Linked DNA regions of Homo sapiens: region 2 is linked to region 1. A link is a loop called in an ENCODE intact Hi-C map of the cell type or tissue named here. Cell type or tissue: transverse colon. All regions are shown on one strand.

The links. Hi-C counts contacts between places; a loop is a spot of excess contacts. Peaks named below come from ENCODE experiments on the same cell type or tissue, not always from the same donor. Only the 100,000 strongest peaks of a DNase experiment are listed, where the experiment ranks them.
Region 2: it touches region 1 in a loop (6-fold over the local background); 10 of 110 quality-filtered maps call a loop at or near these places.

The regions. Positions count from the first base shown.
Region 1 is chr18:49,167,621-49,170,120 of GRCh38, reverse strand. The region is part of intron 14 of DYM (dymeclin); the gene reads left to right. Among named protein-coding and RNA genes, the nearest start is that of MIR4744, 120 kb to the right of the region's middle. RefSeq lists an enhancer at 878-937. In transverse colon, no CTCF peak of the experiment used is centred here; a DNase peak (open chromatin) is centred at 971.
Region 2 is chr18:49,046,192-49,048,691 of GRCh38, reverse strand. All of the region lies in intron 17 of DYM (dymeclin), which reads left to right. It overlaps DYM-AS1 (DYM antisense RNA 1), which reads right to left. Exons shown (of 5, transcript NR_148999.1): 5 at 218-564. Among named protein-coding and RNA genes, the nearest start is that of MIR4744, 2.3 kb to the left of the region's middle. RefSeq lists an enhancer at 2,371-2,500. In transverse colon, no CTCF peak of the experiment used is centred here; no DNase peak of the experiment used is centred here.

The DNA.
Region 1 (2,500 bases):
GATATATAACTCATAACTGCTGCTACTGTTATTAATTTCTTTTTCTTCCTGAGCGCTCTCCCTCCCTTTCAACTTGTTGTATTCCTAGCATGTCAGTCACCTTATCAGCTAGCCACTGTGTTTCCCAAGTTAGAGACCTCAGTCAGCCCTGATTCCCTTCTTTCCCGCTCCATGCTGTCTCTGCCTTCCACATAGCTCCCATTTGCTTTAAGGCATCCTCATCTCTTTATTTGGATAATATGGACGTTTCCTAAAGGTTCTGTTTCTAGTCTTGTTCACTTGTCATCTCCTGTCCATCCTTTTCTCCAGGAGCAGAGGAGTCTTTCTAAAACAAGTAGAATTTTATACACTTGGCCCACATTGCTCAGGTCAGTGGTTTTCAACCTTCGGTTCTAGGAGCCCTGAAGTTCCATGGTAGAGACTCTGTGGCCACCATAGATGGCAGGGCATAGGGAGGAGGCTTAGGACATAGAGGCACAAGGAGTAATCTGCCATCCTTACTGCTGAGCCCTGCCTCCCACCTCACACCTCAATACCAAACACAGCAGTTTTGCGTTGATCACTTTCTCATATTGTAGTCCTGCTTTCATAGAACACGTCTGGCTTTCAGGATGAAGTCCAAGGTCTGAGAGAGACATGAGGCAGTTGATAAGCCATCCTCACTGCTACCCAGCCTCATTGCTGTGCTCTGCTGTGTACTCAACACTTGATGCACGTGCAGTGCTGTTTCCCCCACCCACAGGACTCGTATTTCTCTGCCCAACTCACCTTTGTGATTGCCTGATTTGCTCAGCTGACTCCTAATTGTTTCTTAAGAAGCAGTGCAGGCATCATCTCCCAAAGTGATTGCCTCTTTCTCCCTTCAGGTGCAGTTGAGCAGTCCTCACCTGTGTTCCCCTAACATTCCATGTTCACCTCCAGTCTATTTAGGCACGTCCTTTTTCACCTGACTGCGCCCTCTGGGGAGGCAGGACAGAAACTGTGTTGCTTTTGCTTTCACATTGCCTGGCACATACTAGGCGCTGGGTAAATATTTGACTCACTGTCTGTCTCAATGGCTGAGCAAGATGAAATGCAGACCTCTTAGCATGGTCCATGTGGCCTTCTTATTTGGCCCCTCTTGTCTTACCGGCTTCATTTCTTGCCACTTCTCACCCCTGTGAGTTTTCTCTATTCTTGCCTTATAAGTTATGGGTATTTCCTTGAAATCTCCCAGTGCCTTTCTAAACACTTTCCCCCTTCTGAATTACTCTTCCTCCCCGTTTGCTTTTCCAAATAGCAAGTCCTCTAACCTTCAAGGCCACAGTCAAGATAGATTTCCTCTGTGGAATGCACCTAATCTTCCCCCTGTTCTCCCACAGTGCTCTCTTCAGACCCATGGAATTCTCTGATTTCAGTATTGTAAAAATTTTTTTTTTCTCATCCCAGTAGACTTGAGTTCCTTGGGGGCGGGGAGCCATGTCTCTTTCATTATTTTGTAAGAATTAGCTTCTCACTCCGAATAGAATAAAAGTCCAGGGCTTTTGATGTGCCATAAAGCGGCCCTTCACAGTCTGGCTTCAAACTGTCTTCATTCTGGTGTCATCTCCTGCCACCATCTGTGTACCCTACACTACAGCCATTTCCACCAGCTTGTGATTTTCTCAGCGTGTTCCCGTTTGGACTGACCACACTTATTCTGTTTACATGCTGCTTTCTTTTGTGAAATGCTGTCATTGGCAGGGGCTCTGTTTTCTTCAAGATAGCATGTTCTTTTTATCAGATTTTTAAAACGTTATATAATACTTCCTGCATACACAAAAAATAGAGCAATATACCACTCTCTCATGTATGTATCCAGTGTTACCTAAGAACATTTTATATATACTGTATATGTGTCCATATATATATATATAGAGAGAGAGGGAGTACTCATGTGAGAGCTGGACTCCCTTTTTCCTCCTTCCTCAGAGAACAGTGGCTATCCTAAGTGTAGGATTTATCATTTCCATATATATTTGATGTTATTAATATATTTTATCTGTAAATGATGTGTAATATTGTTTTTCATTTTAAAAACATAAAATCAGCTTGTTCATATTTTCTAAGGATTCCTGCTTATTTTTTTACTCAACATTGTTTTTGAGATTTATTCATATTCATACATGTAGCATTAGATAATTTTAAATTGCTGTATAATATTTCCTTGTATAACTATCCCACAGTTTATTTACCCATTCTGTTCTTGATTAGTGTTTTGGCTGTTTTCATTTTTTAAATTTGTAATGAACATTCTTATGCAAAAAGAAAAACTAGTCTTTTTCAAATTTTAAAAAAGTATTCTAGCAAATAGATCCCAGCTAAGTGAATATTAAGCTAACTTAAAGATCATTTTTATTTTTAAGACTGATTTTTAAAATCAAATTTATCCATTTACATACAAACATCATATATCTTTATTCCTTATTCTGATTAGCATTAAGCTGGGGGTAAGTACGTTGAATGCAAAGCTTTAAGCAAA
Region 2 (2,500 bases), 120 kb after region 1:
ACTTACTGCTAGCCCATAAACTTAGTAGCAGCCTTGCCTAAGTTTCTGTAATTCAGCTGGAAGGAATTCTTCTGAGAGCAGTTTACAGTTTATTGGTTTTATTTCCCATTCCACCCTCCTTAGAGATGCGGAAAGCAGCCTTGCATAAGCTGCCTCACAGCCTCTCCTAAGGCCTTCATGGGAAAACCCCCATGTAAGTCACTGAATGGAGAAAAGCTTTCACATCTTTGAGTCATTTTTATTTCTAACAATGAGAAGTGCGTTTTAACAGCGACATTACCACATCGAAATGTAAGATGTTATTATTCCAATGAAAACAAGCCACTGGGGGACTCTGCACACCCACCTAGCCCCTCTCTTCTCCCTGAGTCCGTGTGAGGTTTTCTAAAGTTTGAGGCCGTCCTAAGAACTAGGATTTTCATCTCCATTATCATGGATGAGTTTCATTTCTTCTTCACATAGCACCACAGTCCTCTCGTGATTATTGCCCTCATGTGGTTCTTTTTTTAAGGACCAGCAGCGTGCTGAGCTCTGTACCTCACACCCAGAAGGGTTTCGTGGAGCCTAAGAGAATCAAATTTAAGGATAAAGCATTAGGGTGGCCAGAACTCTGATGTCACTTTTCAAACTAACTTTGCACACAGTCAGACCCAGGCTTTAAACCTGACTCCACTCCAGCAGGCTGCATGACCTTGCAACCGAGCACTTAGCCTCTCTGAGCTCCGAGTTACCTTCTCTTCATGGGGTTGGCACTGGCCTCAGCGGGACATTTGGTGACTGACCAGGATGCCGTGGGAGCTTCAGACGGCATGATGTATGGGGAGCGCGGGTCGGTGGGAGCTACTTGTTGCCCCCCTCTTGCTACAAATGCAGATTTTTCACAGAAAAGAACATCATCGTGTTGGTACCTCTTAGACACCTGATTCCATGACAAAGACTTCCCTCTAAGCACCCACATACCTGAGAACCCCATGTCGGGCTGGAATCAACACAGTGTATGAGGAGGCTCCCAAACTCTCCAGGCCCTAGGATACCGCCCCACCAGCAGTTAGGGAACACCCAGAGAGCACTGTGCAGGGCAGGTGGGGTGCAAGGGGACTTCAGGAGTGGACGAGGAGGGAGTAGAAAGCTGGGGGCCTTAGGTGTCAGCTGAGAGGAGGGAAAGAATAAAGAAAGAAAAATAAAGCTGGGGCCTCATTGAACTCTGACTCGTGTCAGCAAGTGCTGGAAGTGGTGCCACATCCTGAGCTGATCAAACTTTGTCAGCCAGACTGGGCCAAAGAGCCCAGCTAAAGAAGTTGTCCCCTCCATTGCAGTCATGAGCAACATCATCAGCAGACACTGAGACTTCCAGCCTGCGCTGATGATGGCAAAGAGCTGGAAGGAAACACTGATGGTCTGAAAAGGCACAGGTTTCATTGAACTAGAACTAGTAGTTTTTGAAAAGGGGACTGCAGTGTGGGGGTGCAGGGTGTGGGGAGATCTAGGCCTAGGTAGTGCTAGAGCTTGGCGTCTATTTATATAACAGTCTGGTAGCCACAAAGTGGGGAGCTGCTGATCACTGAAGCCATAGCAGATGGGGGCTGTGTGTTGAAGTTACATCAATGGCCAGAACACCCTCCGTTTTAGGAATTCTTACACACTTGTTCAAGATGTAACTCTTGCCACAAAGTCTTTGCTGCTTCACTCTGCTCCTCTCTGATCATTCTGGAACTCTGAAGATCCAGCACTTAGATGTTTTTAGTTGGTTTTCTTAAATTTATTTTTCAAATTTAATTTTTTGGTTTAATTATTTTTAGAGACAGGATATCACTCTTAGGCCCAGGCTAGAGTGGACTGGCATGATTCTAGCTCACTGAAGCCTCGAACTCCTGGGCTCAAGCAATCCTCCCATCTCAGCCTCTTGAGTAGCTACAGACATGCGCCATCACATCTGGCTAATTTTTAAATTTTTTGTAAAGATAGGGTCTTGCTAGGTTGCTCAGGCTGGTCTTTAACTCCTGGGTTCAAGTGATCCTCCTGCCTTGGCCTCTCACAGTGCTGGGATTACAGGCGTGAGCTACTATACCTGGTCCAGATGCTTTTAGTCTTAATCACTGTAAATGTTATTTTAAAATTCTTGTTACTGTGTGTGTCTGTGTGTGTTGTGTCTGTGTGTCTGGTGTGTGTGTGTCTGTATGTGCATGTCTGTGTATGTCTGTGTGTGTGTCTGTGTGTGTGTGGGTGTGTCTGCATGTGAGTGTGTGGGTATCTGTTTTGTATGTATTGTGTGTGTATGTGTCTTGTGTGTTTTGTCTGTGGTGTGTGTGTGTGTGCATGTCTGTGTTGTCTGTATGTGCATGTCTGGGTGTGTGTGTATTGTGTGTGTCTGGTGTGTGTGTGTGTGTGCGCGCGCATGTCTGGGTGTGTTGTCTGTGTCTGTGTATATGTTGTGGGTATGGATGTTTGTGTTGTGTTTGTGTTATGTGTGTGAGTCTGTGGTGTGTGTGTCTATGTGTGC